Linked DNA regions of Homo sapiens: all the other regions are linked to region 3. Evidence: chromatin loops called from intact Hi-C (ENCODE). Cell type or tissue: ascending aorta. All regions are shown on one strand. Region 1 overlaps C1QTNF7-AS1 (C1QTNF7 antisense RNA 1). Region 2 overlaps C1QTNF7-AS1 (C1QTNF7 antisense RNA 1). Region 3 has its middle 12 kb from the start of CC2D2A. Region 4 overlaps C1QTNF7-AS1 (C1QTNF7 antisense RNA 1). Region 5 overlaps C1QTNF7-AS1 (C1QTNF7 antisense RNA 1). Region 6 overlaps CPEB2 (cytoplasmic polyadenylation element binding protein 2).

The links. Hi-C counts contacts between places; a loop is a spot of excess contacts. Peaks named below come from ENCODE experiments on the same cell type or tissue, not always from the same donor. Only the 100,000 strongest peaks of a DNase experiment are listed, where the experiment ranks them.
Region 1: it touches region 3 in a loop (2.2-fold over the local background); 7 of 110 quality-filtered maps call a loop at or near these places.
Region 2: it touches region 3 in a loop (12-fold over the local background); 107 of 110 quality-filtered maps call a loop at or near these places.
Region 4: a loop joins it to region 3, with 2.8 times the contacts of the local background. A loop is called at or near these places in 6 of 110 quality-filtered maps.
Region 5: a loop joins it to region 3, with 7 times the contacts of the local background. A loop is called at or near these places in 31 of 110 quality-filtered maps.
Region 6: a loop joins it to region 3, with 2.4 times the contacts of the local background. A loop is called at or near these places in 2 of 110 quality-filtered maps.

The regions. Positions count from the first base shown.
Region 1 is chr4:15,340,553-15,345,552 of GRCh38, forward strand. The region is part of intron 1 of C1QTNF7-AS1 (C1QTNF7 antisense RNA 1); the gene reads right to left. It also overlaps a transcript of C1QTNF7 not described here. Among named protein-coding and RNA genes, the nearest start is that of C1QTNF7-AS1, 85 kb to the right of the region's middle. In ascending aorta, no CTCF peak of the experiment used is centred here; no DNase peak of the experiment used is centred here; H3K4me3 peaks cover 926 bases; H3K27ac peaks cover 1,652 bases.
Region 2 is chr4:15,228,771-15,233,770 of GRCh38, forward strand. All of the region lies in intron 2 of C1QTNF7-AS1 (C1QTNF7 antisense RNA 1), which reads right to left. Among named protein-coding and RNA genes, the nearest start is that of C1QTNF7-AS1, 200 kb to the right of the region's middle. In ascending aorta, a CTCF peak has its summit at 2,926 (motif pointing right); DNase peaks (open chromatin) are centred at 2,931 and 4,669; H3K4me3 peaks cover 1,054 bases; H3K27ac peaks cover 2,630 bases.
Region 3 is chr4:15,455,073-15,460,072 of GRCh38, forward strand. No RefSeq gene overlaps it. Among named protein-coding and RNA genes, the nearest start is that of CC2D2A, 12 kb to the right of the region's middle. In ascending aorta, a CTCF peak has its summit at 2,696 (motif pointing left); a DNase peak (open chromatin) is centred at 419; H3K27ac peaks cover 4,918 bases.
Region 4 is chr4:15,324,995-15,329,994 of GRCh38, forward strand. The region is part of intron 1 of C1QTNF7-AS1 (C1QTNF7 antisense RNA 1); the gene reads right to left. Among named protein-coding and RNA genes, the nearest start is that of C1QTNF7-AS1, 100 kb to the right of the region's middle. In ascending aorta, no CTCF peak of the experiment used is centred here; no DNase peak of the experiment used is centred here; H3K27ac peaks cover 1,139 bases.
Region 5 is chr4:15,398,453-15,403,452 of GRCh38, forward strand. The region is part of intron 1 of C1QTNF7-AS1 (C1QTNF7 antisense RNA 1); the gene reads right to left. It also overlaps a transcript of C1QTNF7 not described here. Among named protein-coding and RNA genes, the nearest start is that of C1QTNF7-AS1, 27 kb to the right of the region's middle. RefSeq lists enhancers at 2,648-2,767, 2,898-2,957. In ascending aorta, no CTCF peak of the experiment used is centred here; DNase peaks (open chromatin) are centred at 2,609, 2,917 and 4,744; H3K4me3 peaks cover 2,281 bases; H3K27ac peaks cover 5,000 bases.
Region 6 is chr4:15,032,534-15,037,533 of GRCh38, forward strand. It overlaps CPEB2 (cytoplasmic polyadenylation element binding protein 2), which reads left to right. Exons shown (of 12, transcript NM_001177382.2): 5 at 628-678. The region is part of intron 2 of C1QTNF7-AS1 (C1QTNF7 antisense RNA 1); the gene reads right to left. Among named protein-coding and RNA genes, the nearest start is that of CPEB2, 33 kb to the left of the region's middle. In ascending aorta, no CTCF peak of the experiment used is centred here; no DNase peak of the experiment used is centred here; H3K4me3 peaks cover 1,499 bases; H3K27ac peaks cover 4,554 bases.

The DNA.
Region 1 (5,000 bases), 110 kb before region 3:
GTTTTCTTATCCCCTTATATGCAACTCAACTTCCGGAGCTGTGATTCTTCTATTAACTTGGAAATGTTTCCCAAGGAAGATTTTAATATCTTTCCAAAAATCCTCCTAAGTGCAGTTACTATGGCTTCTTATTAACTTGTTTTGCAGAATATATTTTTAAAAGTTAAATAAATCATTTGTCTTTTCCCTTGTAATTGACACGGGAGGATGTTACAGATATTATATATCCTGGGAGAAGGAAACAGTTCAACTCAACATTCATTAATTCAAGTCACAGTCGGCTGACAATGTTATCTAAATAGGGTGACTTTGCCTTCTCGATTGTGCCTCATACACAGGTAGGGAGCAGCGAGGATAAGATATTTTCTTGTTTTTCTGTGCATTGGTCACTTGAGAAGTATCTTGTGCATTGAGGTGGAGGGGCATATAAATATGAGATGTGTTGTTCCCTTTTTCCCTGAGAATGTCTCTGTTATCAGTGTTCCCATCTGTCTGAGGCACAATTCCAGGTGCAAAAAACTAGATTGTCACAGAAATCTGCACATTCTTCCAGCAGGCTGAGATTTTATCACAGCTCCACATTCATTCCTTCACGCACACAAGCGTGCTCACAGGCAAAGATTATAAAACCCTGTGGATTTGACAGAGCTTGAGTGGTTTGCGACATTTAGGTGACCTCAGGCTGCAAAACCCACTGGTACAGAAACATTAGCAAGGCGAATTTCTCAGCCATTAGGCCTGGGTGAGCAATTTGAGGGCCGCCTGGGACCCTGCTCTTGGGCTGAGAGGGCTCTGCCTTCTTGCTATACCAGTTCTTTCTCTGTTTCTGGAATATTTTTTCTGTCTGTGTCAAATTCTAGTTACATAAAGTGGACTGTTGTGGCTTCCTCTGCCTCATGGTCTCAACGATAAGAAAGGGATTAAGGTTAAGAAGGACACTTTGCTCATTGCAGAGTGATCAGGAGACACCATTAGTTGCCTCTCTCCACCCATAGTTAATGCAGCGAGTGACCCGCGACTGCCAATTCCTTATCCTTCTCTTTCCCAAATCTTCTTCTATTCTCCCTTTCCCCTCCACTTCTGTCTACACCAGCCTATAGAACATTAAGAAAGGGAGCAGTGGGTCGGACACACAATATTACTGTCTCCTTCCCGGTCCTCTCGGACCATCCCCAGGCTGGTCGGGGAAGCCCCCACCCTATTTGGAGTGGGGTCTCCGGGGCCCCACCCATGACCTCATCGCAGGCAGCTCTAGAGCTGGGATGGCCAGCGTTTGCATGGCGCCTGAGTGCACCCTGGGGACGGGTGCGGCAGAGAAATGCACAGTGTGGCATGACGTGACTGCTGAGAAGCCGGAGCGCGAACTTCCTCACGGGCTCCAATGGAGGCTGGCGGCATCTCTGGAAGTCAGGCCCGCCAGGCCCCACCCCAGGGCCCCAGAGGGCCCCAAAGAGGACAAAAACAAAAAGGCTATTAGGGTTGCTAATGAAGCCCAAGCCAGCTGACTCATCTAAGGCGCAGTCACTGGGGGGCTTTGTAATGAAACCTGGACAGAGCCCTGGAAAGGACAGGTCAGGGTTGTCCCATAAAGGGCGCTGATGAGAGAGGCCCACAGTGACCTAATCGCACCTCCTCGCCTCCGAGAGGCTGGGAGAGAAAGGCAGCGTCTGCAAGGGACAAGAGTGTTAACCAATGAACTGCCGGGAGTGTGGCAGCCATGCTGTATTAGCTTTGGGTGTCAGCCAGGCTTAGTCCACGTTTCGGGCCACAAGTTTGTGAACCTGGACCTGAAATGCCCCAAGGTTAGGGATCAATGGCTGATGGGCTAGAAAAAGAGACCATGGTAATTCAATAAACCTTAACCGAGTGTCCACTCTGTGCCAGATACTTTATCAACGCTCTTTGAACGTGTCCTTGACAAAGACAGACCAAACATTAAAAACAGCATAGGAAAGATGGCAGGAACACAGAGGGGCTTTGCAAATCAGCCTGCTGAAATCAAAGAAAGCGTCCCACAAAGCTGTCCTTGAACTAGACCTTGAAAGATGAGTAAAATATCACGAAAGAGCCAAGAGGGCCAGGGGTCCCCAGGCAGAGGCCGGCAGGCAAAGGCACAGAGGTGCAAAGAGCATGGATGAGCCCATAAGACAAGTAGCTTGGGCCTGGCGGGGCTCTATTCCCCAAAGTGTCTTGCAATGAACAGCACTTTCATGGGTTATTATTATAATAGGAGGATAACCAAAAGTATTTCCTGGTCAGGCAAGTTTTGGAATGTTGAAAACTGTGCACCATGGTAGATCAGCGCTCTGGCTTAGGGGTCACAAACATCTGGCTTCAAATCCCAGCTCTGCTCCTTCAATGATGTATGAACTTCGGCCCATTCAAACAGTTAGTTTCTTTATCTGTTAAATGAAGATAGTAATCACATCTATCTTCTATGGGCATTCTGAGGATTAAATTAGAGAGTCTGTGTAAGGTCTACTATCAAAATGCCTGACATATAATGAGAGCTTAGAGAATGTTAGCTATTCTTATTAGCTATTAAATGCTGATTTCTTTACCTCAGTAAGTGTCACATGTTTTAGTTGGCTAATGTGTGCACCGACTCCCGTGATCGGGTTATTAATTAAAATCTAATGTTTTCCAAACTCATTTGACCATGAAACCACTTTTTCTGAAGTATCACATAGACCAACGCATGCTGGAAAATGGTGAGGTTGAGTTGTCCTGATGAGTTGAGGCCATGTGTCCTTTAAACATTAAATCAATGTTTCCCAAGATTTAATTGAAATGTACTAATCTCCACCAGTCACTTCACAAATTCTCTTCTGTATTTCTATGAAACTGAAGCCCAACAATTGGGATTCTCATCTCTAAGAGAATTGACTTTTTTTTTTTTTAACTATGTTCAACTTTTAGGAGGAAAAGTGTCAGCAAAGCAAATTCTTTTCAGTATTTTCACACTTGGAAAGTCAGCCTTTGCCTAAGTTTGAGGACCTACTGTGGTAAAGGACAATGCAATAGGGACAGTCCAGAAGAAAATATCATCCTAACTTCAATGAGCTACCAATTGAATGGGGAAATAAAATGTGCATTCCAATATCTAAAATGCAAAATTAGATATCGCAATTTAGAATATAAGAGAATTCACAGTGAGTGGGAATTCAAAGAAGACAAGACCACAGGTCCCTGGAGTAATACCAGTAATTAGTCACATTCTTGGACACTTACCAGATACAAAGAATTGTGCCGACTACAATAGAATTAACCCACTTATATCTTACAACCAGGTCACAAGGTGGGTGTAGACTTACCCATTTGGCAGATGAGAAAACTAAGCCCCAGAGAAATTAAGTAACCTGCCTGCAGTCTTTCAGGACCTAAGTGGCAGAGTAAGGTTTCAAACTCAGGTCCATGTGATTCTCTGTATCCCTTACCCAGGGAAGACTCCTCAGAGGAGGTAACATGCAATCTGGCCTTAAAGAATAGATAAGGATTGGTGAGAAGGGCCTTCCAGGCAGAGAGGAGAATATGAGCAAAAACACAGGAGACTGAGAGAACAGCGTGGAAAGTAGCAGGAAGGCTTCCCTGCAGACAAAGTGCATGCATATGGTGCAGAAGGAGATAAGCTTAGAGTACTTGATTGGAATCAGATCACAGAAAGCCTTGAATGCCAAACCACAAAGTTTAGATTTTCTTTAAATGAAGTAATCATTTAGGTTTGTAAACAAGAAAGTAACGTGATGAAAACAATGAATTGGATGAGTAACCAGTGCACAGCTGTGGCAGAGACTAAACTTCCAATTAGGAATCTAGATATGTCCAGGCAAGAGACAGCAGCAGTGGTTGCTCACACAGCTGTTAAGGAGTGGAGGTGCACATTTGACCCAATTAACATCAAGACTTTGACTATCTCAACAGTCTTTCAAAATGACAACCCTCAGGCCTCAGTAAATCCAGATTCTACATGGACCTCAGTTTAACCCCTGTAAAATGGGAAGGGTAGGAGGGGCTAGTTGACCTCTGAGGTCTCTCTGACTTCTCACACTCTATGAAGATAACACTCTAAGCACTTTTATAGAAATCATAAACTATACAGTTCCCTATTCGATCAGCAGGTTCCAAACTTCTCTTTCATATCAAGCAGGCATATTTCCAAAAGAACATCAGGGTCTACAAAATTTTATGCATTTACTGCTATAGCAATTACATAATAATAGTATTGGCACACAATGATTAGGGGAGGGTGCATTTTTATATATTCCTTCGGGAGAAACTTTTTTCCATCCTCCTGGCTATCTGCCTTTTGCAAAATTCAACTGTCTACCTCTCATGACTGAGAACTTTTTCTGCAGTTTGTGACATATGAGGATCTCACAGTGCTGTGAATGGTAGTTATTCATTAGGTGTCTTATGATCTTCTGCAGTTCCCAAATAGGTGGTAAGCTTTTAGAGAGCAGAGATAAATTTATCTTTAGATTTTCCAATGCCTTACAACTATAGCAAGTCTGAATCTTATAAACACGAGTCTGCAAGAAATGTTCTATTTCTTTATTTTCTTGAAATCAACATAAATCTGATTCCAAGAGTCTATGCCAGCAGGAACTTTAGTTTCTTACATTATTTAGGCTCCTACCTCCACCACCTTTAACACTAAGGTCAGGCAAAAATCCTGGGAGGCATTTCTTCACACCAATTATGCCCAGTCTTGTCTTGTAAATGACCTCTCCCTTTGGAATCCGTGTATTCTGCTTTCAAGCCCTGCTTGGGGACTAGAAGTCACTGTCAAGGCCAAGAACCTGGTGTCTGAGCAGGACCAGGCAGCCCTCCCTTCTGAGGTCTAGCCAGGCAGGGTGACGATTTCTACTTCTCACAGATGCACCGACCCCCAGTCTTTCCAGGTGTGAGAAAATCTCCCATCAAGGATGTCTCATTCCCCTCTCCCCAGCATATACTCTTGGGCTTGGAATTTCTGAAAAGAAAGCAAGTGTTGTTTTCAA
Region 2 (5,000 bases), 230 kb before region 3:
TTTTAAACTGCCTTTATCTCCATGGTCTTGGCATTTACGTGCCACATTTTTTTCGGTTGTATGTTAATGTGATATTTGTCCATTAAAATTCTGAAAGTCTTTAAAATGAGAGGAAGAAAAAACTTCCCGGATGTTCAGCCTAATATACCTTTCTGGGTGATCTCTGCCTTTCATTGTCTTTTAATTTTTTTTTTTTCTTTTGAGCCAGAGTCTTGCTCTGTCACCCAGGCTGCAGTGCAGTGGCACCATCTCAGCTCACTGCAACCTCCTCCTCCCAGGTTCAAGCGATTCTCCTGCCTCCGCCTCCCAAGTGGCTGGGATTACAGGCGTGTGCCACCATGCTCAGCTAATTTTTGTATGTTTAGCGGAGACAGGGTTTCACGATGTTGGCCAGGCTGGTCACGAACTCCTGACCTCAAGTGATCTGCCCGCCTTGGCCTCCCAAAGTGCTGGGATTGAGCCACCATGTGAGCCACCACGCCCAGCCTCATTGTCTTTGAATCCTTCTACTACTCTGTAAATTGTAGAAAGCTGAGTCATGCAAATATTTGTGACCAGATCAATGCAAATGAATTGTGTCCCATAGAATGCAATTGCTCTGTGGATACTTATCAGTTTGTATCTATTAAGAAAATTTATTTCTGCATTCCTGGTTGCCTCAGAGTAGACACTCAAAAATGTTTGTTGACTGAATAAATGATATATGAATGAAGCTTAAAATAGAAACCATAAGAACCCTCCAATTAAAGTGTACCATTCTTATAGGTAAGGTGGGATTCATAGCACACCGCTCATCTTTCAGCTGCCAAGGAGCCTTGTCCACAATGCCTCTAGGCCCTTCAGCCTCTACAGGTTCAGCTACTCACTACTTAATGCTCACTCAAATATAGTCTCAAATGAGGGCACTCCCACTTGCTGTCTTTTTTTCCCCCTCCAGTCCTTGAGATACCATGCATGGGTGGGATCTTTGATCTTCTGCTGAATAAAGGCAGCAGACTACCTAGAAAGGAAACTGCAGAGTTACAATAGGTACACCTCACCATGGAACACTATACATCAATTACAGAGAGAAAAAGAAGACAGAGGGAGAGAGAGAGAGAGAGAGAGAGAAGTGGCAGAAAGATGTGGAACTTATCCAGGATGCCGAACGTTAAAAAAACTCAAATTGCAGAAGAACATGTTAGTATGATCCCATTCTTGTTAAAGCACTCGCATATAAGTTGGTGTATTCATGAAACAAAATGAACACAATCATATGCCAAACCTTTAAAAGAAAGTTGGGATTACGGAAAATGTTTCCTTTACAGACCATGTGTTTCTGTAATGTTTCAATTTTTTTTTTTACAATAATCACATATCACTTTTGTAGTAATAAAAAAAAACCTACAATTTTTTTAAGAGGAAAAGCAGTTGATTCTACAAATAGAAACCCATCTTAGTTCACTTGGGCTTCCATAAAATATACCAAAAACTAGATAGCTAATAAACAGCAGAAATTTATTGCTCACAATTCTGGAGGAAGTCTAAGATCAGGGCACTGCAGATCCACTCTCTGGTGGGGGACTGTTTTCTGGTTCATAGGTGGTGCCTTCTTGCTCTGTCCACACATGGCGGAAGAGGCAGCGCAGTTCTCTGCGGTCTGTTTTATAAGACACTAAACATTCTCACCTTACGGTATTTCTACCTCCTACTACCATCACATTGGTGGTTAGGTTTCAACACATGAATTTTAGGAAGATACAAACATTTATCCCATAGCAGAACCCTAAGATGCAGGCCCCAAGGCAGTTTTTGTGGGTGCCCAATGTAGGAAACATTAGTTTTTATAATATAATACTATTTTCAATCAGAACCAAAGAAAAAAAGAAATTGGGCAAATAGTGTTATCTTCAAACACAAAAGATAGCAACATTTTCAATGTAATGGTTTTCAAAGTACTCTGATAGAAACACACCTGGAATAAAACAAAGTTTATTAGGATTTTTCACTGTTTGATAGTGTTCATTATCTTACAATGACCTTAGTGCCAGGAATAATTCATCAGAGAAGTCTTCCTGTCACTGACGAATCTTGAAATGCTTTGTAAGTTTCCATCAATGTCAGTGTTTCCCAAGCTTGCTTTTAAAAGCATTTATTAAGCATCTAATGGGTGCCTGATATTTTATTACTTTCTTTCACATGACTATTTTCTTTTTGATTAAACCTTATTTAGTAAGTATTATTTTTCTCCTGTTTTTAGATGAGAAAACAAGGACTTAGGGTGGTTAGGAAACTACCTGATTACCAGCCACCTTGATATGAGGTAAAATGGGGAATGTGTGTATAAACGAAATAGAATTCAAACTGGAACCACTGTGCTAAGTGAACACAAGTGTCTCATTTCGTGGAGGACTCACCTTGGGCAACTGGCCCAGCACTCCTCAGTTATTTAGATCTAACACTTCCTTACACATTTGGGGAACATTGTTCTCAAACAGAAGGTCAGATGGTCCCTGAAGTCTACACATGAACTCCTTAAGAAACATTCCCGGAGTCCTATGACTAGGAAATAGCTTAGGTTTCTATGAGCTCTGATCCATTTGGATAGTTATAAACTCCCAAAAAGTGATATCTGAGCAGACATCATGTGTCATCGTGAAAATAAAATCATTGCACTGACTTATCTGAAATAGTCCTTAATATTCTAGCCACTGCCCCCTTAAGGCCATACTGTACAGACTTTTGGATTTGACAAACGTGGTCATCACCACACTGACAATTTAATCCCAATACTTCAGTGATGGTGCTGTGTGCTCACTGATATTAGGTTGGTGTAAAAGTATTTGCAGTTTTTGTCATTACTTTCAATGGCCAAGCCCGCAATTACTTTTGCACCAGCCTAATTCATTTTACCCTAGAGGTAAGCAAATGTGGCCATATTTTTATACCAGCACCAGGGGGCAGCAATGTGCAAATAAGGCCGCTCTGTGGCCTCCTCTGTTTGGCCTGGTTTGGGAGGAGGATGTGGTTCTCATTCCCTAGTGCTTCTCAGATTTAAAATAATGGTAATGTAATCATTTCAGCTCTGCTCTGGAAACTGCTGGTGCTAATTCATTTCAGATAAAAATACGCAGACTACACACATGTGCATCAAATCAGTCTTTTCAGGACTCAGGGTCTGCTCATTTGGGCATTTGTTCACCTAACCTTTAATCAGAAACTACTGCGTGCCAGGTACCGCCCTGGATGAGGCCATGCTCCCATCCAGTGGGGAAACAGACACACCCCATCCAAAACCACAACCTTCCCTACTTTTTCAGTTTCCCTTAAGCACTTATTTTTTAAATTTTTTTCTTGTGAGTGATTTGTCTACCTTGTTGGAACATAAACTCCTTGACAGCTGGGATTTTTATCTGTTTTGTTCACTGGAGTATCCCTAGCTACTAGAACAGCACCTGGGACATAATTAGGGTTCAATAAATATTTTTTGAATGAACAGGTATAAAATTATTGAGACACACCATAATGGAGGTGGACGTGCATATCTTCATATGAACTAGATTACGCTAAATTATTCACTTGAATAAATTTATTGTTTTATCATTCCCACTAGCAGTGAATGGGAGTGATGCCCGAAAATAACATTAAATTATCTGGTATTAGCATTAGAAGGAATTTGGGACATCACCAAATTCTCCTTTTACAGAAGAAGAAATTGAAGCCAAAGTGAAGAAGAGATTTGCCCAAGGCTACCTACATCCAGACGGTCGCGTCAGGATTCCAAGCCAGGACTTCTGACCCCAGCCCACTGTGTTTTCACCACACACCCTGCTGCCTGCCTGACTTTTTCATTTTCCTCAAATATCACCTCCTGGAACTATCAACTGCATAAGTTAATGACCTGATCTGTCTAATTCTTATTTGGTAATTGGCAGAGACCAGACTTGGCTGTCTGCATTCAAGGTCTCCAAATCAACCCTCTTAAAGGCATCTCTGCTCAGCCTCTCTGCATGAGATCTGGTATTTAGTTCCTAGCACCCACTGTGTACTAAGTTCTTCAGAAACATGTGGTCATTTGAACCTCACAACAATCCTACGCAAGTGCTATTACTATTCTCGTTTTACTGATGAGAAAATATAATAACAGTGTACATTGAACCCACAGGGCATGCAGCAGGAACTCAGGATTGTTCTAAGGATTCCATACTTGTGAGCTCATTTAATTCCCTGACAGCCTTTGAAGTGAGTGCTGTTACTGTTTTCTACTGTAGACATGGATATTGAAGTCAAAAGAAGGCAAGATGTTTGTCCAAGGCCATATCGCTGGGAAATGGCAAAGCCACCCTGTGTTTCATTACTGTGCTCTCCTTCCCCACTGAAAACAGAGGAGCTGTGGAGTCACGGGCACAAGGTCACACGGGCTGTGCCAGCTGAATCCACTTTTGTGCATGGTTTTTTCACAACGAGCTGGAGGTTTGGGCCAGAAAACCCTTTTGTTTGAAAGTCACAGATCTGAAACTCAGCACAAAAGAGGAGAAAGTGATAATGCAAAAGCTGCCTGGGCTGCAAGCAGCGTTTCCTCTTTGGGTTTGTTTTCCTTTCTAATTTGCCAAGCTCTTTCCAGGCTGAGGCAGCTGCCACACAAAGCTCTTGAGGAGATCCCACTAGCTGGCCAAGGGACAACCATTAGACAGATGGGCTGGACCTTCTGTTTCCACCCTTCCATCTGGGCACCAAGAGCCTGGGTCTGCCGTGGGTGTGGGGACACCCTGAAGCTTGCCCATTCCAGGCTCAACCGGATAATGAACTGAAGTCACCTCATAGCAACTTGGACGTGATGTTTGTGGGAATGAAGCTGGTTTGCTCTGTTATTCTGTTGAATTAATCTGGGCTCTGAGCCCCCTTGAAAATCATCAGGAGAACACAATCTAAAAAGATGGGCAGGAAGTGGTTCTTTTGCTGGCCGGAGGTGATTTTGCTGATTGAACTTTTACATGTGGTACGGAACAAATGAACAGAAA
Region 3 (5,000 bases):
AAATCGCTATTTTACAAAATCAGAGCAGGAGTAATGGGTGCTGGAGTTCTGCTTGGACCAGGCCTTATAGGCCATTACTTCCAGCTGAGTGGCTCCAACAGCCCTCCAGGGCCTTGGTGGAGGCCAGGGTAGATCCTGACACTGGCCCTCAGTGAAGAACTTGACTCCACTCTGCTTCACGTCTCTGCTTCTTTTGCATCCATGGGCTTCTCATACCACTCACAGGTTTCCTCACCCTGTTATCTGCCTTTTCTACAGCATGGATTCTGATTTCTCATCATTTCAATCTCTGCTGGCATCTCCCAGCCCAGCTCTAGTTCATGACATGTTCTTTGCTTTAGCTCCAATTGCTCAATCCCTGCTGACTCTTTCTTCATGTCTCAGTTCAAATCCCCAGAGTGAGGATCTCATGTTTGGCAGGCCCCTGTTTATCAAAGAGCCAGCCTGGGGATTGGCTGCAGCTGATCCACACCCTCCTTCGGTCCCATCAGCTAGGACTGTGAATACTGGTATAAAGCACAGTTGCCTGCTCAAAGCCCATCAGCACGAGATGTAGGCAGTTTTGTTTTGTTTTTTTTCCAAAAGTGTGTCATCAGGTAGGCACTGCGATGTTCAGTTCATAATTTCACAGGGTCTTTGCAAGAACAAAATGTGGTAATATATGTAAAAAATGACAATTTTAGCAGATTTCCCCCAAAAGCAGACTCTGAGACAAGGACTTGAGTATAAGTGGTTATTTGGGAGTTGCAGGAAACACCAATAGGGTAGTGAGGAAGCAACAGAGCAACAATAACTGTGTCTGTAAGCTAACTGCCATTGTGGTTGATTGAAGCTCATCCCAAGGAGCTGCCCAGGAGAACAGGATAACACACACCGAATCAGCTCACCCAAAAAGGGAGGAAGCCGGAGTGTTTAAAGACCAACTCCCAAGAGTCATTGGCTGAGGACCGCTCTCAGGATCAATATTTTTCCAGCACTTTGAGAGTGCCTTTGGTGCTCAGGTAAAGTGACTTTGCAGGGTTCTGAAAAAAGGCTTCAGGCACAGAGATGGAGATAAGACAGTTAAAAATCTATCAAAGCACCCTGAATTGGTTAATGCAAGGGATATGGAAGAGGCAATGACTTCATCTGCCACCGTACTTGGTCAACCCTCAAATAAATGTTGGCCCCACAAGAGAAGGGGGTATTGTCTGCTTAGTTCCCTGTACCTGAAACTGCCTGGTGCATAATCAAAGCTCAGTAAATATTGGTAGGATGAATGAATGAATGAATGAATGAATGAATGAAGAAATGTCTATATAAATGAATGAATTATTTGGACAATTGTTGGAGATCTTTTCTATTTGTTTTTCTTCTCTTGTGAATAAAGAGGTAACGGGATGGGAGAGGGTAAAGGGGAGCAGCTGGGGGACACAGAACCACCTTGTACCAAAAGAAGCCTGAGTTTTAAGACCAACACTTTTTGCACAACTACCATGACTTAGGCAAAGCAGAACAAAACATCTCTCTCCTACACACTCCTCAAGTTGAATTTTAATGATTTTTTTCTACTATTTGCCCCTTATATTCATTTCAGTTTGGTTTCAGCTGCATAAGTTGTTGAGGGCTGTATCTGTCTCCTTTCCCTGGTCCTGTATCCCCAAGGACAACCCTGAGCCCCACTCTTACCTAAACCCTACACCAACAACATCACAAGCAAGCCTGCAGTCATTAGAATTGTGAGGGGACTATATTAATCCACCTCCACTGATAGGATTTGAGAAGGGCTTCCATTTAATCCCACTCCTCACCCCTGAGGGTGCCAAGCCAATTGAGAAATGCACACAGAAGCCACATATGTACCAAAATACTTGTCTTCCTACTGGTAGCACCAAATCAGAGAGAGCAACTTGGATATGAGGTTGAAACAAACTTCCCAGTAGTTGCCTCCAGGTCTAGACCTGATTAGCATCCCACAACAGAAACTTTTCCATTCAGCCTCAAAGAGAACAGAGGTCTCCCTCCCCTCAAATCAAGCTCATAGAACCCAAGAGAGGCCACATGTGCAAGTGACTTTTTACACACAGCCCACTCCCAACACAGAGCCCAGGGGGTACCAGACTCTTGCCATCTCACCAATCAGAGAAATCCCTCCTCCTCCCTCCACCAGAAGGAGCCATGGAGAGGTAAGCCACTAATTATTAAGAGAGTGGAAGTTCCTATCTTTCAGAGCAGCAGGAACTCAGGGAAAGGAACAAAAATTGTGCCTTCCCTACCACATCTATGAGAAAAGAGCTGATCTAAAAACATATTTACCTTTTAATTCTCAGTGACCAGATAGGGGCAAGTGCACCACTGGATACAGTGAGGGGCTTGCTCTACAGAAGAGTCATTTTCAGTTCCTCTTTCCTCCTGTTACACAGCTATCAATGCATTCAGGTCTGTGCAGAAACCATACGTTCTTCACTAGCTAGGGCCAGACCTTCTGCTCCTTCATCTCTCACACTAAGATTGTTAGTGAACTCTGCAGTGAATGCTCAGCCAGAGTTTGGAAATGTCATCTTACAAGCTCTAATATGTCAAGGAGAAAACTGTTTCTTTGGGAATGTTTCTTCCTAACCAAGATAAGAAAACAGTAATTTTGCTTTTGCTTCAAGGCATACTTTGATGGCAGGAGAATCCAGTTTACTTTTTAAGGTACTGACCTCTAGTGGCCAGCAACAATAACTACTCTATTAGAGACCATTTCCAGAGATTATGTAAAATCCAAGTGCGGGCTAGGAGAAACTTTAGAAATCAACTTTCTCTGCCCACCTCATATTCCAGAAGAGGAAACAGAGATCCATAAACGATGAGGGCCTTGTCAGTGGTCGCTAAGATGGGACTAGAGTCAAGGTCTTCTGTCTTCCATGTGGATCTCCTCCCATTGCCTAGTATACATTTATTAAAGCTACTTAGTCATATACACTGTAATTCATAAACAATTAGAGTAAAAATGACATTTCGTTATCAGATAATCCCTCTGTGGTTTCCTGCAAAGCTTGATGGGATAAGTGTGACTAGAGGTCCGTTTTCACGCTGCTGATAAAGACATACCCAAGACTAGGTAATTTATAAAGAAAAAAAGGTTTAATGGACTCACAGTTCTACCTGACTGGGGAGGCCTAACAATCATGGCAGAAGGCAAAAGGCACATCTTACATGGCAGTAGACAAAAGAGAGAATGAGATCCAAGTGAAGGGGGTCTCCCCTTATAAAACCATCAGATCTCGTGAGACTTATTCACTACCACAAGAACAGTATGGGGGAAACCACTCCCATAATTCAATTATCTCCCACTGGGTCCCTCCCACAACACATGAGAATTATAGGAGCTACAATTCAAGATTAAATTTGGGTGGGGACACAACCAAACCATATCAAGAGGTTTCAACCTCACTGGATGGTAAACAGCTAGAGGGTGAGGATTTTTTCTTAATCATCTTTGAATCTCTAGTACTTTGCACCACATCTGCCATGTGGCAGGCACTAAATAAATGTCAGATGGATGAATAAATTGATGGAAAGATAAATTTTAATTTGAAATTAAACACCAACTAAAACCAAAAGCTACCTGTCTTGCTACCCAACTAGCAAATGGCAGATTTAAGATTTGAGGCCAGCAGTTCAGTTTCACACTAAATGCTACTACTCCTAAAAGACCTCTTCACTGGCCCATGGAACCCCCTCCTACTAGTGACGACTTTCCAAATTTAACAGATGCAGCATTTCTGGCTCTTTGAATCCACACAGCTGATTCGAAAGTAGGTTGTGTTTTTTAGACTCTCAGTCATCAGTTTGTGTTTTTTAGATCTCAGTCATATGTTTTTTAGATTCTCAGTCATAAGTTCTTCTCCTTATATAAGGACTCAGTGAAGGCTTTGCTTTGTGTGTTGGTTTGTTCCTTCAATCACTCAACATATTTACTGAGTGTCTGCTATGCACCAGGAGCTTCCCTGAGCAATGGAAACCCAGCAGGAAAGACAAAATGATGTGTCAACAGCTATGCTAGTGGTAAGCACTAGAAGGATAAAGAAAGAAGGCAGGCTTGTTAATGATGATGGATCCTTTTCTGGTGTTAGCAGAGACTTGAATTAGGAGGGAGTCTTGAAGGTCTCAAGCATACATTAGTATCATGGAGAAAGCGTGAGTGATTCTCAGGATCCCTTGGAAAAATAACCCAGGCTGGCAGTGAGGAGAGAAAATCTCCATATAGGAAGGGGCAAACTTACGCTCAACACTGATCCCCAATCATTGTTCCTAAAATTTACTTGCCTTTTGAGAATTTTAGCAATCTCCACTGATACCATCATTCTTGCTACTGAAATTACTCTTCTTTACTTTACCCTCTCATCTCGAGCATGGATATAAATTCTTTCTGTAATTCCCCCACAGCATAGATGAGTCTCTAAGGGAACAATTATAAGATTTTACAGATGTGTCAGAGATAAGAGGCGAAAATTATAACACAGAGAATTACTAAAAGCTGGCAACTAGATATGATGGCACTTGTGATCCACAAAATCTAGTCCACCGTCATGAAGTTGGCTGGGTCCTTGCAGTGCTACTGTTTTTCTGTTTGGCCCTAGTTGGACAGTACATGGCAGTGTCCATATTTCCCTGACAGGAAAATCCTCTAGTATGGCAAAGCCCCTCAGAGTCCAAGCCCCAGAGAGCAGAATGATGCATAGTAGCAGGCAACCCTTTGTCCTCTGCTCCAAATTCCATCTCTCAAATAGTGAGAACACAAGCAGCTACCAATTTATGGATGGATTTTACTCTAGAAATCTGTTTGCTAGTCAGTTCTTTGGAATCTGCCATGCATTTCCAAAAACATCAACAGTGACTGAGATCAGAGGCAAGTCCATGAAAATTCTATTTATACCCTAGTCCATCTAAGGATGTTGGAAACATAGCTTCTCAATTTAGCAGAATTCAGGAAACAAGTATAGATGCTCCTGGGTACTTTTTTTTTTTTTTTT
Region 4 (5,000 bases), 130 kb before region 3:
GATAGATTAGATACAGATAGAGAGAAATAGATAGATAGATATAAGATAGATAGATAGATAGATAGATAGATAGATAGATAGATAGATAGATAGCTATTGCTGCTATTTTTCAATCTGTGCACTCCTGGTTTCCTCTTACCTAAAGTAATTCTTCTGTCCATGTCCAGAACTGGCAAAAACCCTTGGTTTCTTTGGTTTGCAACATTGTTCACAGTTGTATCAATTAGATAGATGATAGACAGACAGACAGACAGACAGACAGACAGATAGATTTAAGGAAGTGGTTCATATGATTGTGGGGCTGGCAAGTTTGAAATTTGTAGGGCAGGCCAGCAGGCTAGAATATCAGGCAGGATTGCCATGTCAGTCTTGAGGCAGAACTCCTTATTTCCCAGGAAATCTTAGTTTTGCCTTCAAGGCCTTCAACTGAGCGGATCAAGGCCACAGATATTATCAAGGCTAATCTGCTTTACTTGAAGTCAAACCATTGTAGATATTAATCCTCTCTATAAAATACCTTCCCAGCAACATCTAGACTGATGTTTGACCAAACAACTGGGCACCCATTGCCTAGCCAAGCTGACATATAAAATTGATGATCAAATCCTGTGATGAAGGCTTTTTTATAGGCCCCTTTTATAGGGGGAACTGAAGCCCCTTGACTTTAGATAATGTATCCCAGGGGAGATGAAATATACTCCCTAATGAAGGGCAGCAAAGACCTTCTCTCTCCACTGCACCACACTATGCTCTGGAGAGACAATTCCAGAGTTAATAGAAAAATAGAAAAAATAAGAAAAACACAAAAAATGGTCCTAGGAAAAGGCTGTCAGGAAATAGGCAGGAAAGATAACTAATAATAAGGATTCACATTACTCCATGATTCCCTATTTTCCAAATAATAAGAATTCCATTATTTCCTAAATGGGATATTATTGGTGAAAAAAAGATTTGACTGATTGTGTTGTGATGCTGTGTTCTTTAGAGTCTTGCTTCCTAAAATTTAATCCCAGCATTGGTATCACCTTGGAACGTCTTAGAAACGTGGACTCTCAGGCTCCATCCCAGACCCGCTAAATCAGAATGAGTCATCATTATAGCCAGAGCTGCAGGTAGATTCATTTTCTTTTCTGAGTAACAAATGGCCATAAACATAGTGACTGAAAACAACACCCGTTTATTAGCTCAAAGTTCTCTAGGTCAGAAGTGGGAGTAGAGTGTGGGACAGGGTTGGCTGGATTCTCTACTCAGAGTTTTAACGTGCCTGAAATTAGGGAGTTGGCAGGGCTGGGCTCTTATCTGAAGGCACCAAGGAAGAATCTGCTTCAAACTCATTGAGGTTGTTGGCAGAATTCCTTTTCTTTACAACTGTAGGACTGAGATCCATGCTTCCTCACAGGCTGTGAGCTGTCACTCTTGGCTCCTAGAGGCTGCCTGCACTCCTTCTCATGTGGTCTCCTCCAGGTTCCAAACAGCAACACGTACTGAGTATGTCTGCTTCAAATTTTCTCATACTTCAAATCTCTGTGAAATCCTATGTTGCGATCAGTGGGAGGAGGCTTTCTGCCTTTTAGGGCACATGGGATCAGATCGGGCCCACCCCAGATCTTAAGGTCAACTGTATCATATAATGAAACTTCATCAGTGGAGTGATATTTCATCACATTCACACATTTTCAGGATTACAGTGGGACATCTTTGAGAGACCAGGAGCTCATCTTTGAATTCTGCCTATCACACCAGTGAGTTCCATGTACAATATTAGAGCTTGAAAATCACTATTTTATAACATTTAGAATTATGGATTCATCCACATGCTTCATTCTAAAAATGTATGTCACAGGAGATTCTCACAATGTGGCTAACAAATATAGCTCATTTGAGATTGTGCTTGCACATGCATTATCTCATTTCATTCTCCAAACAGCATGGGTATGAAGAAGACACTTCCCTTCTCAGGGAGCCTCAGTGTCCTGCTGCAGACTTGCTATGTTACCTAAGGCAGGTAACTCAGCCTCCTCAGTTACCTGCCCTTTGTGCACAGAACAGCTAGTGTTCGAACCCAAACTCCCACTTAAAAGTCAACCATGCTTTCTCCTTCTCTCCTTCCTCCAAATAACATCCCCGTACACTTACCCCAATACATATGCTGGTGTTAGTAGATTATTATAAAAGCAACTCTGGTATTAAGCACATTTTTACCGAAGCACAAAAGACTGATAGATTGACTCATTAATTGGTTCAGCAATTATACAGTGAGTGACTGGCTGCTATGTGACAGGCTTGTTCATTTGTGACCAGGACCAACTCAAATCCTTATCTTCACCGGAGTGGCATGCCAGCAGCTAGACAACAGCTGAGCATTCCAGGACTAATGGCATAGGATGACTATGAGGGGTTCAAACCTGGTCTAGGAGGCTCAGGAAACCCTACCATTGTGGTTTGCAATTTATGAGAGTTAATCCAAAGAGAGAGCATTTAAGTAGCATTTTTGAGGATATATTTTTGGATTGGTGTCTTTTCTCTAAAATGCCTCAAACCACACCACACCCTGAGTGTAATGTAGGCATATTTGAAGGCAGGAAACATGGTCTCTAGACCTGGCATCAGCAGCTGTCATTGGGAACATCATGTCCTAGCTCTGAGCCTCTGCTTTTGAAAAACGATGTTTGGAGAAAAATAACTCTGTGGTCTGTCTGTTAAAGGACACTGCTCTAGAGATAGTGGTGAGATGTAAGGAGGAGCTCATAGAACGAGAGGGCCAAACACCTGGAAACCATCTCTTAGAAACCACCCCAGCCCTGGTGACCCCAGGCTCTGCTGTCAGTCCACTGAGCTGGGTGGACAGCTGGATCTAGTCACTAAGCAAAACCCAGAAAAGCTGGTGGCAACAGAGTGGGCCAAAAAGAGGTGCCCTGGAAGAACTCTACTGCGGACAACTTTCTGCACAGTGCTTCCTCATGCCTGAAGCAAACAACTGGGTTCAGTAATGTCATGGATCCCTTCCAGCTATGGGACTAGATTCTTGTTGAAAACACCAAACGATATCCCTCAGCATCCACCATCAGCCACTTTCTCTTTTGACGTTTTAACAGTTCAGATGGAAAACGGTTGGGAACTCAGTTTCTGATGCCTAGTGAGTCATGTCATCAAGTTAAGTGATACCATCTGCATACTTTGTTTCATCTGGAAGGCTTTTAAAGTATTTTTTAAGGAGTTGAAACAGCTGGCCACCAGATGCCAGTCTCCACTTCTTAAGTTGTGTTGGTGGCTTATAGTTGGGATAACCTGACCAATCCTTACTCAAGTTGGTGCCTAGTTACCTCTAGGCTGGACTTTTGTTGTTATGTGGCATTTAAATCCAGGACAATGGAAGGTTTAATGAAAAGAAGGTAAAGATGAGCAAGAAGTATTGTCCTAAGGATAGAGTGGCTGTAGCCAATAAAAGTTTTCGAATTTTAGTTTAGAACCTTGTGCCTAGATAAGTAAATAAATTAAAATAAATATATAAAAATAAGACCAGTTTGTAGGTAATAATTCAAAACAACTACCAAATCGCAGTACATTTCAATATTTTCCAACATTTATCAGACATATATCTGTGATACGATAATATGAGGACGACTCACAGCATGTCTGAAGATCAATAAATCATCATAATTTTTGCCAAATACTATAGCATTTGCTTTTCTGAACAGAACATGCAAGCTGAAGGGAAGAGTCAGAATTCTCAAGATAATTGAGGAAATTATTTGCAGGGTTTTTTTTTTTTTGTCTAAATCAATTTTGTAATAAAATGCAACTGTTTTATATGTACAGTTCAGTGAGTTGTGACCACTGTCTACCATTGTAACCAACACCACAATCAAGACATAGGAAATTCCCATCACCCTCTAACGCTTTGCTGGAGCCCCTTTGCTTTCAGTCCTACTCCTATCCCCAGTCCAGGCAACCAGTGATCGGCTTTGTCACTATTGATTGGTTTTGCCTGTTCTAGAATTTCATGAAATCACACAGTATCTTCTCTTTTGTATCTGGTTTCTTTGGCTCAGCATAGTGTTTATGAGATTTGTCCATGTTACATATATCAGATAGGATTTACACAATTTATTTATGTATTCACCTATTGATGGACATTTGGATTGTTTCCAGTTTTATTGCTGATATGGTTTGACTGTGTTCCCACTCAAATCTCACCTTGACTTGTAATAATCCCACCGTGTCAAGGGCAGGACCAGGTGAACATAATTGAATCATGGGGGTAGTTTCCCCCATACTGTTCTCACGGCAGTGAGTAATTCTCACAGATCTGATAGTTTTACAAATGAGGCTCTCCTGCACAAGCTCTCTTTGCCTGTTGCCATGTGAGATGCGACTTTGCTCCTCATTCACCTTCCGCCATGATTGCAAGGCTTCCCCAGCCATGTGGAACTGTGAGTTAATTAAACCTCTTTCCTTTACAAATTACCCAGTCTCAGATATGTCTTTATTAGCAGCATGAGAACAGACTAATACAATTGCTGAGTAGTGTCTTATCATTTGGATGTAATATAGATATATCACAAATTGTTCATTTATTCACTTATAGATGGATATTGTATTTCCATTTTTTTGCTATCATAAACTAGGCTGCTATGAATATTTTTTATTAACTTCTTTTTGGCTTACATCTGTAATCTGAACACTTTGGGAGGCCAAGGTGGGAGGATTACCTGAGCTCACAAATTTGAGATTAGCCTGGGCAACAAAGTGAGACCCTGTCTCTACCAAAAAAAAAAAAAATTGTTTAAATTAGCCTCTACAAAAAAAAAATGTTTAAATTAGCCAGGTGTAGTGGCATGCCCCTGTGGTCCCAACTACATAGGAGGCTGAAGCAGGAGGATCGCTTGGGCCCAGGAGGTCGAGCCTGCAGTGAGCCATGTTCGTACCACTGCACGGGTGGTTCGTACCACTGCACAGCCTGGGTGACACAGTGAGACCCTGTCTAAAAAAAATAAAAA
Region 5 (5,000 bases), 57 kb before region 3:
TGTCCTCCAATATCTACCTTCACAGACTTTCTGTTCCACAGTGAACACTTCAGCATATCTCTTCTGGGACTACCTGGGTCTAGGCTCAGGACTCCTCTGTCTGAGTAGACAAGCCCTACTCAAATCTCAAAGCTGAGCTCAGGCATCCCTTTCACAGAAGTGCCTTTTGTGAACATTCCCCTGAGGCAGCAGTCTGCTTCTGTTACCTGTGGCAAATCTGTAGGGTCTGCAGCAACCTCAATTCTTGCCTGCTCAGAAGAAAGAATTCAACTGAGGGGCATAAAGCAGAAGGAGAGACTGAGGCAAGTTTTACAGCAGGAGTGAAAGTTTATTAAAAAGCATTAGAGCAGGAATGAAAGGAAGTAAAGTATACTTGGAAGAAGGCCAAGCAGGCAACGTGAGAAATCAAGTGCATGACTCCACCTTTTGACTTGGGGCTTTATAAGCTGGTGTGCTTCTGGGATCTCGCATTGCCTCTCCCCTGATTCTTCCCTTGGGATGGGCTGTCCGTATGCACAGTGGCCTGTTAGTGGTTGGGAGGTGAGCATGCGCAGTGTGTTTACTGGAGTTGTATGCATGCTCACCTGAGGTGTTCTTCCCCCACCAGTCTAGCATTCCTAGAGGAAGGTCATGTACCAGTTAAATGCTGCCATTTTGCCTCTTAATGCACATGCTTGAGACCACTCTCCCAACTCCTGAGATCTTATCAGGAACCTGCTGATCACCAGTTTCAGGTGTTTTCTATCTATTGGGAAACTGCCCTTCCCTGGTGCCGACTGCAACCAATTATTATTTTAGAGAGACAGTTAACTTTCTGACCATCAGCTGATGGTCACCTGACATTCCTAGTGGGTGGGTGTGTTGGGGAGGAAGCCCTCTCCTGTTCTGCCAATGCCTGATGAGCCACCTACTGTAACACTTCCAGCAGCTCTGAATATCTCTGTAGGCTCCGCAGATAGTAGTTAAGAACATGCACCCCAAGTCATACTGACTACAGGACCCATTTCAATCGATGATCTGTGACTTGGCCAGGTTCTTCGTATCTCTAAGCCTTGATTTCCTCCAGTTAGAATGGGGATAATAATAATCATGTACGTAGTGTTTTTGCATGGAATAAATGTGATGACCCATTTAAAGACTTAGCCCAATGTTTGAACACATAGTAAGCCCTCAAACATTAGCTCCTGTGATATGTAGCTAATTTCATAAAACACTTCATTTTAACTGTTAGCTTAATTTGACTATCACCTCCTTACCTATGTCTTATATAACTATAAGTCCAACTTTCCCACAGCATGCTGGGTATATAGGTATTAAGTAAGTGAATGAATGAACTGAGATGCCACTTGCAAAATTTGGAAGGTGCTTTCAAGTAGTATATACTGAGTGCCCACTTGAAGCCAGGCATTGCTCCAGGGCCTTTCCCATATATGAAATCATCTGTTCTTCCCAATATTCCTGTGGGATTAAAAAGACTACTGCCATTATCACATTTTTATGGGTCAGAAAACAAGTTCAGAAAGTCTATCCAATTTTTCTGAGGCCATGACATTAGTGAATGCCAGGACAGAGATTTAAGCCTGGCTTCTCTGGTTCTGGGGAAGATACATCAATGTGATTGTAACACACAAGCTAGATTTTAGGGAAATGACACTGCAACTAAGATATCGTCCATTGTTGCTAGGCCCCACAGGAATTCAGAGATGCAAGGTTTTATTCTTCAAAAATGTCTTGGATTGTACACACATATTTTAATTGTTGAGAGAATAAACAACTTGACTGAAAAAAGAAAAAAGAAAACATTTACAGTCTGTATATTGCAAAAAGATCTAAAGGCAGCAGCTCCCACGGCTCTTTGAGGGATATAGATGATCAGTGTAATCTGTCATAAATCAGCCAAGTATGTTCAGTGGCAGTAAATAATGCTGTCAACAGCATTAAATTTGATGCACAAGAAGACACATTTGTATGAAAGGGAGTGGAGAGAAACAGAAAAGGATTAAGTTCCATTGTTTTGTTTTCTGGTGAACACAAGAAATCTGAAACCGTCTGCAACAAGAAACCCTAACTTTGGAAATTGTACAATATTTTCCCTCCAACATTCAAGGAGACCATTGAAGCTGGTCAGTGTCCTGGCTGGATGATGAACGGTCTGCTCTGATCCATACCTTCCAGCCAGACCTCATGACCTTCTCAATTCCCAGGCTTCCTAATGTTTGTTATAGAAATTATTGGCTTTTCTTGCCCTGTATTAATCAAAGAGGCTAAGTTAGGCAGCACTAACCAACAAATCCCAAATCTCAGTGGCTTCAAACAGCAAAAAGGTTTATGTACTGATGCATAAATACAAAAGCCTTTATGTTACATGCTCACTATGGAGCAATCAGGGTCTTTGTTCATTGTGGGCCCTCAGGACCCAGCCACCATCACCATTTCCCGATACCCCCATCACAGCATAAGGCTTCAGATTTCACCATGGAGGGGAAAGGGGACATGTAGGTAATTCATGTTTTCTGCCCACACAATTCTTCTAGCCAGGCCTAATTTTAGAGACGAGGAAGGGTGATCCTGCCAAGTGTCTTAGAGGAGGGCAGAACCGGAAATACTAGCGGGCGCACCCCAGTGCTGCATACCACACATAGAAGAAGTCAGAATAGTTCCTTTAGAGAGCTATTTCCATGTTGCACAATAGCGAGGGGGAAGGGAGTGGCAAATAAATGAGGAGGAACTGGGAAAACATATCATTTTTGTTGTGTAGGGATAGTCTCTGATGAGGAGACCATGTCTGGGGTGGAAAGGAATGAGGAGCGTGTGGGGAGGAGCGACCTTGCAGCCACAACAAAATCTGCATCTTTAAGTGCTTCAACCTGAGCCACACTGGCCTCCCGGACACCAAAACCTGAGGGGGATGTTTCATCAAGGCCAGCTGAGTAGGAAGAACAGAAACCACAAACCTACTGGGGCCTGGTTAACTGAATGCTGCAAGCCCCCTCTGCACTGTTGTTGGCCAAATAGCTGGAGGCATCTCATCACATTTGAATGACACCAGTACCAAAGCCAGGCAAAGGTCCCAGCATGGGTATTGCAAGAGGGGGGAAACAAGTAGAAAAATCAAAAACAGAAGGCAGATACAAAATTACATACATCATAAATGATCCACCACCAGAGAACACAGAGATCAGTTCTCTTCAGTCTTAAATGAATCAACATCGTAGTTTCTCAGAAAAGAAAGTTTAAAAACGAAATAGAAATGATCAGAAAAGAAATAAGATGAAGACCAGTTAAAAAGTAGCAGAGCTCAGGAAATCAATGAAATAAAACAATTATAGACATGAAAGTCAACTTCAAAGTCAACAGAAAACAGATAAATGCTATTGAAAGCACAGGAAAGCTTCAGATACCACACGAAATGAGAAAGAAAGAAACAGTGTGATAAAAATGATTACAGACAAGACAACACAAACTGAAGCAAAAGGGAGGCTGACATACCCAAATTGGTATTTTGAACAGAAAAAAAGGAACAGGAAAAAACTTAAAGTCAATTCAAGAAAGCTTTTTGAGTTTAAAAAAGCTTTCTCTAAATGTAAAGGGAACACCATATCCCAGGAAAAATAAGCAAGATTGGTAACATCAAGATATGGACTGTGAAAATTCAAGGAAAAATGTCTTGTATGTGTTGTTTAGAGAACAGATATCACAAGCGGAGCCTGGCAGGTTACTTTAGTCTCCACCACAATCCTCAACACCAGAAAATAGCAGAGCAACCTCTACCAAGTTCTAAGGGGACAAGGTGACCCAAGAGGTTTTTTTCTTTCACTCAGCCAAGCTATGCTATAACTATAAAAGAAACAGGCAGGCATTCCTAAACATGTAAGAATTCAAGGACTGTATTAACAAAGCCCTTCTTGAAAAGTATTTGATGATGAAATCTAGCATAGCAAGACATGAATCAAAATTAAACACCCAGCAATGGAGAATCCACCAAATAAGGACATGAGCAAGTATTAGATCTTTTACAAAACCGAATCAAGACTAAGCAACAGTGGGAATTATTTGACAGAAAAGAATATAAATGTTATAATTCCAGGCAATCCAAAAATAATAATGTAACTGAAAAAAATTGGGAGGCTAGGGGTGGAAGGGAAAAATGAAATAAATAAAACCCTCCTCTTTCATGGCAGAAGATAAATAAATATTGTATAAAGTTAAAACATACAAAGTTTTAAAAAGCAAAATGACACTAAATTCTGGAATTGTTTTTCATAGTTGTCATCTAACCTTAGAAATATCTGAAGTTCAGCAATTCCTTCAGTTGGATTCTAGTTTATTTTTATTCTGATACATTCAAGTAACCTCACATTCAATCATTTTTTATAAAAATAGCATGCGTAGTATGAACTTATTTTTGTAAAATTATATCCAGCAAGGCTTCTGGCTAAACCTGTGCCTCAGAGAATCTGGAATGATGTTCATCAAATGTTGGCAAAATGATTTCTGAGAGGTGAAAGTTTGTTTTGCTTTGCTTTTTTCTGTTTTTTTTTTTTTTAATAAAATTCCTTGAAATTTTTATGATAAGCAGATACATTTTCACAAAATCACCACAATCTCCCCCAAATAATCACTCTCTACAGATCATGTCAGCTACTTAGGTGCCTGAAAATCTGCCTGTCTCTGAGTCCCATGCTTCCCCAAAATACTATGCAAGCCCAGCAGTCGGCTCTGCTCAGAAGAATGTGCCCAGGCAGCGCAGCCCTTCCCTCTTGGAGTCAGCAATCAATTTTGCTCTGTGTTATTCATTTTGGATGTCCAATGTTGGTCTCATTCTGTCTCATCCTCTTACTCTAGTAATGCTGTATTAGTTTCCCAGGACTGCTTTAGCAAATTACCACAACCTGGGTGGTTTACATCAGAAATTTATTCTCTTGCAGGTCTGGAGATCAAAAATCCAAAATCAAGGCTTTGACAGGGTTTGTTCCTTCTGGAGGCTCTGCAAGGTCATT
Region 6 (5,000 bases), 420 kb before region 3:
TATGCCACTATACTCATCAGCTTTAATTTTTTTTATATTTTTAATCATTTATAAACTTTGAAGAAGTTAAATTTTCAATAATATTTGTAATATAAGATGTTTTCATTAAACTAATTTATTTAAATATGACTTTATAAAGCCACATTGGCAAGTTGAGATGAATTTTTCTGCTTATTTTTTATTTTAACATTTTAATTGTTTTTGATTTAGGAATATGAAATTCTCTCAAGTTTTATTTTTGACAGATCTATAGATAAAATTACAAACAACTTTGAAAAAATTTAAAAATTCACATTTCATATTAAATTTGCAAGACTAGGATATGATAGATATATTGTTTTTACATTCCAAAAATAAATAAGCTTTATTCTATTGGCATTGCTCCCAAATCACATTGTATTCTTATGATCTAGGAACTAAGGTTAACTTTTTGTTTTGCTTTCAACTTCCAAAGATAATTTTAGTTAATATACTTTTAGTTGAACATAAGCTTTTTAGTTCTTAAGAAATATACTGTGCTCAATAATTTTCTCTTTATGCTGCCTTTGTTGTTGTTTTTTGTTTTTTTGTTTTTGCTTTTCAAATAACTCCATAATCTTCAAACTCACCTTTCCTGTCTTTTTAAAGGTCGATTGAGCTATCCACATCCAGGAACTGACAATCTGTTGATGTTAAATGGTAAGTTTTATAAAAACATTTTATGTTTCCAGTTGATTTATGTAAAGATGATTTAATACATGTTTCTCTGAACCTGTCCATACACACAATTTAATCATTCTATGAGCATAAAAATAAAGTTACAACTATTCCTATGCAAAAGGCAGAATTAGGAATCTGAGTGTGTTCGGGCTGGTAAAGCAGCCATTTGTAACAGTATGACTTTAATTCAGTGATCACGGACTTGGAGGCAGTCCTGGTTTGAATATTGCCTTTCCAGTTTCAGGTATGACCTTGGACAGATTACTATTACCTTAGTTTCCCCATCTCTGTAATGAGAATATAGTCTCAAGGTTTATTGTGAGATTTAAATGAAATGTTTGCAAAGGCATAGAACTTGTTACTTAGTATAGCATTGTGTTTGTGGTTAAATAAGGAATATACTGGTAACTCTATAAATATTGTGATCACACTAAACTTACTCAAACTAGAAAGCTTACATAGAGAAGTTCACCAAAGTAAGGAAAATAATAAATAAATTTCATTAAAGTTAGTTTTCTTTCTGTTAGACAAACATTAACATATTCAGAGTCTCAGTACTTAGCACTTCCGTGATTGTGGGAGTAGAGATGGAAGATTAAAATATCCTTCACAGGAGTATTTTTAAGTCAGAGGGTGGGTGTGGAGAGGGAAATAGGAAGGGGAAAGAATAGAAATAGTATTAATATTTACTTTAAAAAAATATCATTAGAATGGCTTGGCTCTTGTATTTCAACTGAAGGTTTGCTGAAATAAGATGGCAATGAAGTTGAGGAACAAAGACTGAAAATAAGGTACATGTGAAGCTAGACTATGTGAACTAATATTAAGACAGAAGGATGGAAATAAAGTCCAGGCCACGTAGGAGATGGTCAGGGTAAGTAGGATTCTCAATGAGAAAAATTGAAGAAGGCAGAGCATTAGATGAGGTGATTGATTTAATCATTCAGTATTTCACTGTTTAGTTGTCTAGCGCATGCCAGTCTAGTCTAAGCACTCGGTTATCTAATTAGTGAGAATCCTACAGGATGGTTGTGGTCAGAATTGCCTGGGGCCATACTGAGTCATGTGGAAGCAAAGAGCTTAGTAGCCACAGTGTATTTGCAACTTACATTATTAGTTATACTAAACATTATTAAACTAATGGATGATTTTGTCAGTTGGGAAAAGCCCTTATAAATAATCTAGATGTTAGGTTGAAAAGTGTTTCATCACATGGCAGAAAGAAGAGTATTTTATTTCAGGCAAGAGTTGCATCTTGTGGACAAGTCGGCTTTGTGTATTATGTGAGTAGTCTTAGTAGTCATTTGGGGCCACAATGCATACTCAGTACAGGAAGCCAGCCTGGAAATTCTGAACTTTTTCTGGCAAGGTACTAGCGGGGAGAAAAAGATAATGAAACTAGGACATGAAAATGTGTTTACATCAGGAAAAGAAACAATTTGATCCAAAGAGAATTTTTTTTAAAACTTTTTTCGGATCATTGGTTGAGAGTGAAGCAAAATAATTGGGAATATTTGTGGGTTAAAGAAGTCACAACATAATCGGGAATATTTGTGGGTTAAAGAAGTCTTGAATATTAGGGATTTAAATAATTTTAGTAGACACCAGGGTTACTGAAGAGAGAACTAGGCCAAGAAAGGTACTAATAGGTAAGGGGATGTTTTTCTTGAGCTATTTTTTAACTACGTGCAATTCAGCTATATTCTTAGCATATTGTCTTCCTGGGAAATGTGAGAATTAAGTGATATTAGTGCTCCTGTACTAAGTATTTATTAAATGTTATTGACTGATTAAAGAAATTGTATCTCATAGTACGTAGATCTACTTTTTGAATTATGAAAGTTTTTAAGTATTACACATTTAACTCACTTTGAGGCATTTGGTTAAGTAAGTTGAATTACTTAACTGACAGGCAGAGCTAATATTGTTAGCTTTAAAAATCAGTGTTTAGTAATAAATTTTGCATCAGTCTTTTTTTCTTTTTTTTTGTAGTGGTGTAATAGTAGCTAGCTCATAGTGGTTGCTAACATAGATTCTGGAGCCAGATTATCTGAGTTTAAACCCAGGTTGGCTTTTTCTATCTGTGTAACCTTGAACAGCTTACCTCACTTCACTTTGACTCAGTTTGTTTATGTCTAAAATAGAGATTAGCATACTGCCTGACTCAGGGGGACTGTTCTGAGAAGTGAGTGAATTCATTCATGTAAAGTATTTAGAGCAGCTTCTGGAAGTAAATGTTAGCTAAGTAGTGGGTGATGGTGAACAGTGACAAAAATTTATTTGAAAGAGTAAAAATCATGTCCTATAAATACATGAAGTTGGATATGTCTATGTTGGAGAATATAAACTTAAGAGAAAACATAACTGATATTTTAAACTATTTGAAGTATATTATAAGTAGCCAACAAAGATGGCCCATTTTGTGTTGTTGCAGAAAGCCAAACTAGAACTATTTGTTAGAAACTATCTTGGGACAAAGTTTAGGTAAAATAACCCCCCAAAAAAGTAAAATAACTCTCTGAGGCACTGTTTCCTAAAGTGTGATGCTGTTGCTCCTTGGAGTACCCAAGATGATTTTGATGTACACAGATACACATTAAAATAAATGCATGACTGTTGCAATTAAAGAACATTCCTTAGAAAATGCAGAACTGACAGAAAGCTGACAGTGATGCTAGGCTTGAGTTTCTTTAATAAAACATACTGTTACAATTGTTGGGCCGATATGGCAAATATATCTGTAAACATACCTGTAAAGATTTTATGATTCTACCTTAATAGTTAATCAGCAGTTATGGTTAATCTTTTCAATATTCCTTTAAGTAAGAAATAAAGAGAAAATGGGATAAAAGCCAGGAAGTTGGTCAAATTCAGTAAAACTATGAAGTGTCTCTGGCAAATCCTTAACTCTAAGCATCTGTTAACTCAGATATATATTTTTTAAAAAAGAGGTGTAATACAATAAATACCTGTATATCTCATGAGGCTGTAGAGATATTTTTTAATTTAAACAATAAAAAAACCATATAAATATAACTACAAGCAGTCTCCTTCCGAACAGACCATATTCCCCAAATTAAGTTGAATTGACTGCTGGAGACTGTCACTATTGAAGAATTCAAATATGTTGAAGAGTCCGTATTTAGCATCCAGAAGCACTTTAGGGAAGTCACATTATATAGAATTGTGTAGATTGTTTTAAAACCAAAGGTGAAGTACTTCTGAAATTAGAATGAAAGTATGTATGTTTATATTTCTAAATGTATAAATCCTAAACACTTTTTATTATCAGTAGTTTAAAAAAAAACCCTGCCTTCCATAGTAGTAAAGAGCAATACAAAATGATGTATCATTCAAGTATTTGTATTAATATTTGAATTATATCTTCTTTACCCCTTTCTCAAGGAAAATAGCTTACGTTTTTATTAGTACGTAACGTTTTTCAAGAGAAACAAATAGAGCAGAAGTATTGGTGGCCAGGAGGGGGAGTGGGAATGGTATTAGCAAGCTAGTTAGAAATGTAAATTTGCTGTGATAACCCACATACAGCTATGTATGTCATAAAGAGCTTACTGTACTTTTTGAGAGGAAAAAAGTTATGAGTATCATTTAATTAAGAAAATTAAGTCAGTAATTGTATTTCTGAAGGCAGATGCTCTAACTTGTATCTATTCAGTCATAAAAATGGGAAAGTGGGGTAGCCATCAGTTCTTTTTTTCTTTTATGCCAGTGGAATGAGTGGAGGAGATAAGCTTTCTTTTGGGTCTTGAAAAGGACTATCATTTAGGGCCCGGGCGCAATGGCTCACGCCTGTAATCCTAGCACTTTGGGAGGCCGAGGCAGGCAGATCACGAGGTCAGGAGATCGAGACCATCCTGGCTAACACGGTGAAACCCCGTCTCTACTAAAAATACAAAAAAATTAGCTGGGTGTGGTGGTGGGTGCCTGTAGTCCCAGCTACTCGGGAGCTGAGGCAGGAGAGTGGCGTGAACCCCGGGAGTTGGAGCTTGCAGTGATGCAGTGAGCTGAGACTGCGCCACTGCACTCCAGCCTGGGCGACAGAGCAAGACTCCGCCTCAAAAAAAAAAAAGACTGTGATTTAGTAGCATGGTTCTCTCCTTAGTTTTGGCTTTTTCACATTGAAAAAAATAAAAATGTCTTTAGTTTCCTCATCAAGAGAACTTTAACCTGTATTTCCAGCTAATTTAATGTGTATGCCTATCCCTTCCTCTAGTTGCAGTAATTCAAGTTACCACAACTGTAGCTGAGAGCCAATACATATGACCCTACACAGTTTCTAG